Regions from separate parts of the Homo sapiens genome. Here region 2 is linked to region 1. Evidence: chromatin contacts called from ENCODE Hi-C or POLR2A ChIA-PET data. All regions are on one chromosome and are shown on one strand. Each heading gives the region's core, a stretch centred on a gene start or an enhancer-like site at or near the end of the contact. The rest is flanking DNA. Distances are from core to core; before and after follow the strand shown. Region 1 holds the start of IFRD2 (interferon related developmental regulator 2). Region 2 overlaps HEMK1 (HemK methyltransferase 1, mitochondrial release factors N(5)-glutamine).

The links. Hi-C counts contacts between places; a loop is a spot of excess contacts on that map. ChIA-PET counts read pairs that join two places held with the same protein, here RNA polymerase II (POLR2A). Pooled maps may share reads with other maps.
Region 2: a loop to region 1 is called in a pooled map, with 4 times the contacts of the local background. The contact joins the enhancer-like site here to the promoter of IFRD2 in region 1. A Hi-C loop is called at or near these places in 6 of 50 pooled maps. POLR2A ChIA-PET finds 5 or more read pairs at or near these places in 5 of 52 experiments (CD4-positive, alpha-beta T cell, H1, PC-9 and 2 more).

The regions. Positions count from the first base shown.
Region 1 is chr3:50,289,835-50,294,747 of GRCh38, forward strand. IFRD2 (interferon related developmental regulator 2) reads right to left here and starts at 2,595. Exons shown (of 12, transcript NM_006764.5): 1 at 2,383-2,595; 2 at 726-845; 3 at 554-638; 4 at 336-460; 5 at 95-252. The coding sequence starts at 2,440. It overlaps HYAL3 (hyaluronidase 3), which reads right to left. Exons shown (of 4, transcript NM_003549.4): 2 at 4,875-4,913; 3 at 3,798-3,887; 4 at 2,998-3,681. The coding sequence ends at 3,412. RefSeq lists a silencer at 2,304-2,513 and enhancers at 2,894-3,083, 3,474-4,029.
Region 2 is chr3:50,586,233-50,591,168 of GRCh38, forward strand. HEMK1 (HemK methyltransferase 1, mitochondrial release factors N(5)-glutamine) reads left to right here. Exons shown (of 11, transcript NM_016173.5): 11 at 1-4,936. Among named protein-coding and RNA genes, the nearest start is that of HEMK1, 19 kb to the left of the region's middle. RefSeq lists enhancers at 4,226-4,345, 4,356-4,415, 4,486-4,575, 4,596-4,705. Within about 2 kb of position 2,344, at least 8 of the 41 ENCODE cell types and tissues checked have a DNase peak (open chromatin) inside an H3K27ac peak, as active enhancers do; they include CD4-positive, alpha-beta T cell, where a contact is called at or near this core.

The DNA.
Region 1 (4,913 bases), core at 1,345-3,844:
CCTCAGAGTAAAGGAGGCTGAAGATAGGGGGAACCCACCACTCTGCTGAGGGATAAGGTGCAGGAAGGGTTTCATGGGGCACAGGCACACTCACGTGGAGCCGGGCAGCAGGGCTAGCTGTGCTGTCACTGAGCACAGAGACCAGCAGAGGCTGCAGGCTGTGAAACAGCTCCTCACCCTTAGGTCCAGGGCCCAGCTGCACGCAGAGCAGGCCTAGCACAGCAGCAGCCAGGGCTTGTTCCTCGCCCTTCCCTGTGGGATGCTTTCCAGTCAGCCCATGCAGCAAGGGCCAGTGTCTGCCCAGTTTAAGTCTCCCACACACCCCCAGGTCCAACCTTTCTTGAGGCACTTTTCCAGGGCATCGGCTAGCGTGAGGCGGCGCTCCAGCAAGAAGTCGGGGAGTAGGCGGGACGCTAGGGCCAGGCGCAGGCTCTCAAGAGCACCCTGCCGGGTCTTGGCACTGGGGGAGGTCGAGAAGGGGGGTCATATGGGCCAGCCCTCCCTTGATCACACTTGGAGCTGGGTGTAGGAGTTGGCTGGCAGCCAGGGGTACCTCTTGTCTGTGAGACAGTCCACATACTCCTTCAGCTTTTCCTCAAGGTCTTCCTGCTGGCCCTGCTCATCCACGACATCCCCCCCTGCAAGGCCACCTGGTCAGCACCGCTTCTTGTCCTCAGCCCATGGAGCCCTCACCAAGCCCCTGTCAAACTTCCACCCGCTCTCACCAAGGCTGTCCTCTGCAGTGGTGCTGAGAAGGCTGGGGCATTCACTGGCGGTGCTGCGGGCCTCACTGGCTGCCTCATCGTCACTGGAACCCGAGTCAGCTTGGGCACTGCTCCGGGCACCTGGAGAAGGTGGAATAGGACACTCAACTTGCCTCTACTGATGAGGGATGGCTGGGGGTACCTCACTCGACCTCATAATCCCAAAAGATAGAATGGTGTCCCTCTCAGAGATGAAAAACCAAAGCCAAGGGTCAGTTCAGTAGGGCTGGTGCACTCCTGTGTGTGGGGTCTGTCCAGGGCCAAGGGCTGACATTGGCAAGGTTGGCTGCTGTGGCAGAGTTTTGGACAGGGTGTGATCACCAGGCTGGCCCTACTTCTAAGAACTACTCACACCCCTCATCTGCAGGACAAAGTCCAGCCTGCGCACTGGCCTCTGCTCCCCGCCACCTTTTTTTTTTTTTTTTTTTTTTGAGACAGAGTTTTGCTCTTGTTGCCCAGGCTGGAGTGCAATGACGCCATCTCGGCTCACTGCGACCTCTGCCTCCCGGGTTCCAGTGATTCTCCTGCCTCAGCCTCCCGAGTAGCTGGGATTACAGGCATACGACACCACACCCAGCTAATTTTGTATTTTTAGTAGATAGGGTTTCTCCATGTTGGTCAGGCTGGTCTCGAACTCCTGGCCTCAGGTGATCTGCCTGCCTTGGCCTCCCAAAGTGCTGGGATTACAGGTGTGAGCCACCACGCCCAGCCTGCTCCCATTTTATCTTACTATTCTACCTGCCGGAGCAGCCCAGCCTTCCCTCATTCACTCCACTGCGCTGGGGTCCCTCCAGCTGCCAGGTCTTTGTACAACTTGCTCTCTTCTCCATCCTCTCAGGACTCACCCAGAAGCACTTCCCCCCAGGCCTCCCTGAGTCCTAAGTCTGGGGCTGACACCACTCAGTGAACATGTTCCACACCCTATTAGATGTCCCCCACCCAAAACCCACCATGGTGGTGACCAGTTTAAAGTTGTGCCTAGGTATTTTCCTCCTTCCTGTGCCCGGCCCTCCTCCCTTCCCCCTCAAGAATAAAAATAAATAAATTTGTGCGTGGTAGGCACCCCATCCCAGCAGAGTAAACATATGTGTTTAACGCATTAAGATAGGCTCCTGGTCTAAGCTGATAAGCGAGTCCCAAGACTGCCTCAGGCTCCAGGATACTCAGCTACCTTGTGGAGTCAGGCCTGCCAAGCTGCCAAGGCCCTAACCAGGTAGCTTCCCAACAGAGCCCCCTCCCTCTCTTCACCGGAGCAGGCCAGGACTCCCGCCAACTTCCTTGACCAGTCCAGGAAAGGATCAGGGTTTGGCAAGAGGACTGGCTTCCTGCCCTGTCCGGTGAGTTTGTCCACCCAGCAGGCAACTGAGGCCCGGAGGGGCTGGCCGGGTCACCGCTGGGAGCGCGGACTCCCAACAGGCAGTGGGCAGCGAGCTCAAGTTGGGCACGCACGTGGCCAATGACTGCTGGGGCACGTGCCAGCCTCGGTAGAGTTATGGGAAGCTGCGTGGGGCTGGCCGAGGGGGTTCCCCACCCAGGGCCCTCGAGAACAACCAAGGGGATCCAGCAGGACCCCCGCCCGCCGCTCATACAGCTGTCCCGCGCCCCCCACCCCACTCACCTCCTCCACGGCGCTGACCACCCTTCCGGAGCGTGTTGCCCTTACGGGCGCGAGGCATGCCGGGAACCGGGCGCGGGGGGCGCGGGGTCAGGGACCCGGTGGGTGTGGGCTCCAGGCCAACGAGACGCCGGCCGGTGCGCTGCGCTGAGACTTGGCCAGACGACGGGAGCCACACGCCACGCGCGCCACCATCTTCGCGAGGCGCCCCGCCCTGCCAAACAGGTCGCCGGGAAGGCGAGTTCCAGGCCATCCGATTCAGGCCCACATCCACGAGGCTAAAACTACTAATCCCAGAGGCCTGAGCGCGCAGGCGACGGCGGCTAGCTGCGCGTAGAGCACCATGGGAATGGTAGTCCACGCCTGGGGCCCACCAGCCGACGACGCGCTGGCTGAACTATGCACCCACAATGCCCTGCGCGCGCCCCAGCCCCGCGTCGGGAACAAGTGCACGGTGGTTAACTCCGAAGCGTCCCTCAGTGGAGCACCAAGGCAGGACTGGCTTCTCAGGGCACTTGGCAGCGGGACACTCCAGACGAGACCTACCCCTGCCTGGGTCTGGGGACCATGGGAAGGGCTTAGAGCTTGGGATAACAGGAGCAACAGCCAAACCTCAGGCAGTGGAAAAAAGTGACTTTATGATGAAAGAGTGCAGACAACAGCTTAGCACTTTACCGACCTTCGCCAAGATTTTTTGGGGCCCATCTGCCCGTGCACGGCCCATCTGTGACCTCTCCATGGGCTTAGTGAGGTGTAGGCACAAAGCCCTAGGCTGGCAGCCCTAACTAGCTGGAACCTGACTCTCCCTGGAACTGCTTCCTTGCCATGGAGGACTCACATGATCTCAGAGGGCCTCTGGTTTTATAAGCGTTTTTTCTGGCCCCTTCTACCCCTCAGGGATTCCAAGGGAAGCGGGGTGTGTGCTTGGGAGGGTTGACTGTAAACTGAATAGAGCAAGAGTGGGACAGAGTAGTTCCAGGACTGGAAAAGTGGCAGCAGGGAAAAGAAGAGGCAGTGGCAGGGGCCCTGGCTTTATACTGCTTCTTTAGGCCCAGGCCTGGGCTCCTGGCAGGTGGGGCCAGCCCAGCCCCAGTAACAGTGGCAGCTGAAGGACTTCCAATCTCCAAGGCTGCCGTCTGGCCACAGGTGTAGAAAGGCTTCCATCTGTCCTGGATCTCGCCGGGCACAGCGCCCGTGGCCATGGCACCGCTGGTGACTGCAGGCCATCGCTGCCCTGGTCACATTGATCACATAGGGGCCCAAGGTGTCCACCAGGTAGTCATGGAGATGCCAGCACTCCTCCTGAGGAGAAGGGAAGATATGTGTCAATATGCCTGCTCTATAATCTTGACATGGCCGTCCCCCACCCTGGGACCCCAGCATGTGCTACATGGCAGGCTCAAAGGGGCAATGATCACCTCAGAGCTGGAGAGGCTCAGGTCCCCCCAGAGCACCACGCCGGCTGCCCCTAGTGCTGCACTCACACCAATGGACTGCACAAGGTCATCCTGGAGGCAGAGAGCTGCTAAGCCAGTGCTGGGCTGGCCAGATCCATGTGGGCACACATCCACATTCAAGAAACTCTTCTGGTTCACTGTCACAATCTGATTCTAACTCTACAGTAGGGACTCTCTAGTTTGGTTTGGTTTTAGAGGCGGGGTTTTACTCTGTCATCCAGGCTGGAGTGCAGTGGCATGATCATAGCTCACTGCAGCCTTGAACTCCTGGGATCAAGTAATCCTCCCACCTCAGCCTCCCAAGCAGCTGGGACTACAGGTGCATAACACCTGGCTAATAATTTTTTAGGCTGGGCACAGTGGCTCACACCTGTAATCCCACACTTTGGGAGGCAAAAGCGGGAGAATCACTTGAGCCCAGGAGTTCAATACCAGCCTGGGCAACATGACAAAACCCCATCTCTACAAAAATATAAAAATTAGCTGGGTGTGGTGGTATGCATCTGTAGTCCAGCTATTCGGGAGGAGGCTTAGGTGGGAGGATCACTAGAACCAGGAAGTGAAGGCCGCAGTGAGCTGAGATGGTGCCACTGCACTCCAGCCTGGGCAACAGAGCAAGACTCTGTCTCAAATGTTTTTTTGGTAGAGGTTGGGGTCTCACTATGTTGCCCAGGCTGGTCTCGAACTCTTGGCCTCAAGGAATCCTTCCATCTCAGGCTCCCAAAGTACTGGGATTATAGGTGTGAGACACTCACCCAGCCCAAGTAGGGCCCCTTTGTATCGAGTCTCTGAGTGGCTTCTCAGGCCTTCCACTCAGAATATCTCCCCTCAGGCCAGCACTCCAAAGGCTGGGCCTCCCTACCCCTCAACATCTTCCAGGGCAAAGCCATGCCTCCCTCATCAGATGCTCCAGGACAGGGCCTTCCGCTGAGAACGCCTAGATTAGGACCAACCCCTAGGCAAGGTCTTCTCCTGGGACCTTCCTAGAACAGGGCCATACCTCCTGACTCAGACCCCTAGACCTCAGCTTCCACTTACCTGGGACAGGAACCTCCCAGATCTCCGGTGTGTGAGGCG
Region 2 (4,936 bases), core at 1,094-3,593, 300 kb after region 1:
TCAGAAGCTTCAAATTCTAGAGGCCCCTTTTCTTCCAAAGACTACCTCTCACACATACAGCAGTCCTGCAGGAAAATGGTCAGGAAAGGCTAATTTTACAGCTCACAAAGTGGGAAAGGCAGGGAAGCCTACCTCAGCTTCATGGAAAGCCCTGAACTGGGCTGACCTCCACCTGCCCCAGCTATGCCTAAAGGGGGAGGGTGAGACAGCTTAGAGTAGCCATGCCCCGTGGCAGGCAGGCCTGGCTAAGTGGCCCCCTTCCCAGGGGCTGGGGTCTTCCCCAAACACTCTACCTCTCAGAGCAGAGGATGTCACCTTATTGCTCCCTCTTGTACTAGGTCTGCGGCCCTCTTCTGGGGCATGTGGCTGGGGAAATGGTGGGATCAGATATCCCCTACTGAGCCCAGGGAGCAGATTGTTGGTGCCTGAAGCGCTCACAGAGATCCCTGTGGTACAGATGAGGAAACTGAGGCTTAGCAGGACAGGAGCAGGGCTGGGGCACGAGCCAGGTCTCTTCTCTGGCTCACAGCTGCCAGTCCTTCCTTTGCCACCTGAAGACCCCCCACCCCACCTGGCTTTCCAGGAACAGGCCTGCCTGCCTGGAGAGGCGTCCAAGTCCCTCTGCTGTTCCTGGAAGTCAGTGTGAGGCTGAGCTACGTGACCAAGCAAAGCAAACTAGGACTACAGGTGTGAACAACCCTGCCTGGCTAATTTTTAATTTTTTTTTTTTTTTAGAAACGGGGTCTTGCTATGTTGCCAGGGCTGGCACATGGGGTTTTTAGTTGTCCCCACATTACAAAGTTGAGGACACCAAGGCTCAGCAGGGTGCAGTTGCAGGTCAGGTTGCATAGCTGGACAGGAAGGGAGGATGAGGCTGCCATTGGTGTCCATTTGACTATCAGAGACGCTGAGGCCAGCATAACTAGGTCCTGGGCTGTCCCCTGCAGAGCTTAGCGCAGAAGTTACCTGGGCTTGTGGACCCTTGGAGCAGGAGCAAGGGTTTCCAGGGCTGTCCCTAGAGGGCTTTCTAGAAGACCTGCAGCTGCTCCTGGGTGCATCTCCTGAGGTATAGGGCCAGGGCCTCAGTCTCTCAAGACCTACTTTGTGTCAGGCACCAGGGAGATGATACCAAGTGGAGGGTCCTATAGAATATGGTGCATCCTGCGCCAAGTACTTCCAGGATTATCTTACTCAACCTTCATGACATCCTCAGAGATGGAGGCTGTGAACCCTCTCGTTATACTGACGAAGAAACAAACTGGGGCTAAGAAACTTGCTCATAGGCTGGCTGAGCTGTGATTCTGGCATAGGCTGAGTGACCTGGAGCTGGAGGCCTTAGTCATCACACCAGGCTTGAGGAGGGGCGGATAGGACAGGAATATACCAGGCAGTAGGGACAGTCTGGACAAAAGCCTGGAGTTCTGCAGACATGCGGGTAGGGATATGTAGGGGTGAGGTGGTGCCGAGAGGTCCCCTTGGCTGAGCTCTGAATGCATTTCTGGGGACCAGGGGCCTAAAGAGCTTTTTGAGCTGAGTTACAGGGTTAGAGAAGCATTGAGGCTGCTCTTTCTGGCTGCCAGGAAAAAGGGGCTGGGGCAGGAGGCTGCAACTTGTCCAGGGTCTGGAGGTGGCTGGGGTCTGTAGCAGTGGCATCAGATATTCTGGAACAGAACTGACTCACAACCATTGCTGAGGGTTTGGATGTGAGATGGCCAGGACCACAGTGGGCCCAGGGATCTGATTGGGACCTGGGGGAAATGGGGCCACCCTGAGTTGGAGACTGGGGTGCTGGGGGGAACAGTCGGGGAGCTTGACAGTGTAGGATGCCTTCAGAATATCCGAGAAGCAGCATTGGGGCGTCTGGAGATGCAAATGTGACCATGTGGGGACACAGTCCAAAGGCAACCCTTGAGGTAGAGTTGTGAAGACCACTCTCCTAGACCTGAGTGCTGGCGACAACAGTACCGGGCATCTGCAGTGTGTAAACTAGTGCCAGGTGCTGCACACACGTGGTCATAAATCCATCTGTTGGCACATCAGGGATCCCTTCCTTGGCCCACTGTATGGATGAAGGGACTGAGGCTTAACATGCCCAAGGTCACACAGCCAGCAGCTGGCCATGCTGGAGTTTGAACCTAGTCCTCTGACATCCCAGTCAGGAGAGGCGTGAGCAGGCTGCCGAGGCCAAATGCAGCCCAGGGCCTCAACCCCCCAGAGGGGCCTCAGGAGCCAGTTAGGTGCCCCACAGCCAACGTGGGCTCCAGGGTGAAGGGGAAAGTGATGAATCAAACAGAAAGCAGCAGACGCAGACTGAGCTCTCTCCCTGTCGGCCCGGGTGCCAGATTTTCACGCCCACAGCAAAGGGGCCAGGCAGAGCGCTAGGTGTGGGGCAGGAGAGGGCAGCGAAAGTGGCTGCCACTGAACCCAGACTCTGATGTACTCCGGATATGGGTGGCGTGGACTGACAGACACCCAGCCCAGTTCCAGACTGAAAGTTGAGTCTGTCTCAGCATGTGAGGATATGAAGTTTGCCTTGTCATGGGGAGCATTTCAGGTCCCTAGGCCTGTGAGGTTCTGGGATGAGGCACCAGATGGATGTGTCTAAAAACCCTTGTTGAAGGCACTCCACAGCTCAATAACTGACCATTGCTCACTACTCTCTTGGCCCGCACTGAAAGCCACTGTTTCTTCATCATTTCACTCAGCCCGCCTGTCTCAGCCCCCCAGAACTTTGGAGCTCATTCTTTCAAAGTACATTTCATGTGCAACTGAAATACATATTTTTAAAAAGATAAAATGAGCATCTAGTTAGCAAAAATGTATTTTGCAAGTGCAAATTCTTTCTTAGCATACAGTCCATCAGGGCGAAGAGCAATGAACACAAATGTTTGAACTGGGGGCTGGGATGGTAGTTGTAGTCTTATGTTGGTCTCAATGTCCATTTTCTTTCAGTGTTTGATTTTGGTAGCACAGGACAAAGTGACCGCTGATTCTCACAGATAATTGTTTACAAATGCTAGCACTGTGTCTGAAGCCCACCTTGCAGTCTCTTTGATTGACAGGGACAGCAAGAGAAGCCTTATCTCAAGCTCAGCACAAACCCTGTTCTCTGAGCACATAGGAAGGATTCTAATGTGTCATAATTTGGTGCTGTGCCCATTTGAGTCTGTGTGTGGTTTTTAAAATTGGGTTTTTTTTTTTTCAATAATTAAAAATATGAGCTGGGCATGGTGGCACATGCCTGTGGTCCCACCTACTCGGGAGGCTGAGGCAGGAGGATTACTTGAGCACAAGAGTTTAAGACAGCAGTGAGCTATAATAGCGCCACTGCACTCCAGCCTGGACATCAGAGTCAGACCCTGTCTCTAAAAAAATAATTTTAGGCCGGGCGCGGTGGCTCACGCCTGTAATCCCAGCACTCTGGGAGGCTGAGGCAGGCAGATCACCTGAGGTCAGGAGTTCGAGGCCAGCTTGGCCAACATGGTGAAAATCCGTCTGTACTAAAAATACAAAAATTAGCCGGGTGTGGTGGCTCACGCCTGTAATCCCAGCTACTTGAGAGGCTGAGGCAGGAGAATCGCTTGAAACCGAGAGGCAGATGTTGCAGTGAGCCAAGATCACGCCATTGTACTCCCACCCAGGCAACAAGAGCAAAACTCTGTCTCAAAAATAATAATAATAGGCCAGGCGCAGTAGCTCACGTTTGTAATCCCAGCACTTTGGGAGGCCAAGGATCACAAGGTTAGGAGTTCAAGACCAGCCTGGCCAACACAGTGAAACCCCGTCTACTAAAAATACAAAAATTAGCTGGGTGTGGTGGTGGACACCTGTAATCCCAGCTACTCGGGAGGCTGAAGCAGGAGAATTGCTTGAACCCGGGAGGCAGAGATTGCAGTGAGCCAAGATCATGCCACTGCACTCCAGCCTGGGCGACAGAGCTAGACTCCATCTCAAAAAAAAAAATTTAAAAATAATAATTTTAAAAAAATGTTTTAAAAATGAAAGAAAAGGAAGAAGGGAGGAGGAAGCCAGAAAGAAAGGGGCCGTGCAGGGTGGCTCACACTTGTAATCCCAGCACTTTGGGAGGCTGAAGCAGGCAGATCACCCGAGCTCAGGAGTTCAAGACCAGCCTGGCCAACATGGTGAAACCCTGTCTCTACTAAAAATACAAAAATTAGCTGGGCATGGTGGCTCATGCCTGTAATTCCAGCTACTCGGGAGGCTGAGGCAGGAGAATCGCTTGAACCCGGAAGGCGGAGGTTGCAGTGAGCTGAGATCACCTCACTACCCTCTAGCGTGGGCGACAGCAAGACTGTTTCAAAAAAAAAAAAGAGGAAGAGTGAAAGGATGGACGAAAGGAACTCCTGTGGGGTGGGGCATCTGGGGCACTTGATGCCCCACGTGACCATTCCCTTCCCGGAGGTCTGCCCCAACTGCTCCAGCCCCCATAGCCTGAGGCTCCCGGCACCTCCCACCCAGCATCTGTCACAGCAAATCAATCTGGGCCACATGCTCCTGAAAGGTCCTTGGGAGCCCCACCAGGCTCCAGTGTGGTTGCCCCAAGTACTCCATGAGTAGACATGGGCTAGGGACTTACCCAGGCCCTTGGTGGTGCCTCCAAGGGTGGAAAGACTGGGGGACCCTGTGCCCCTGAAAGCCCAGAGTTTCACTGTTTCTGGGTACCTTCATTTCTGGGAACTAACTGTGCTTTGGAAAGAGAGAAATGAGAAGCAAAACCCTAGGGCCCCAGTATCACCCCTCCTTTCTGTCTTCCTTCCGCTTAGTCACAGCCAAGAGCTCAGTACCTCAGCCTCCCTTAGGGCCACTAGGTGGGGCAGAATACAAGGTCAGGCGAGGACACAGCATCTGGGACGAGTCCTTTCCTGCCAACAGCCTCCGTGAGGGGTCCTAGGATTGCTGAGGGCTGAGACCACCT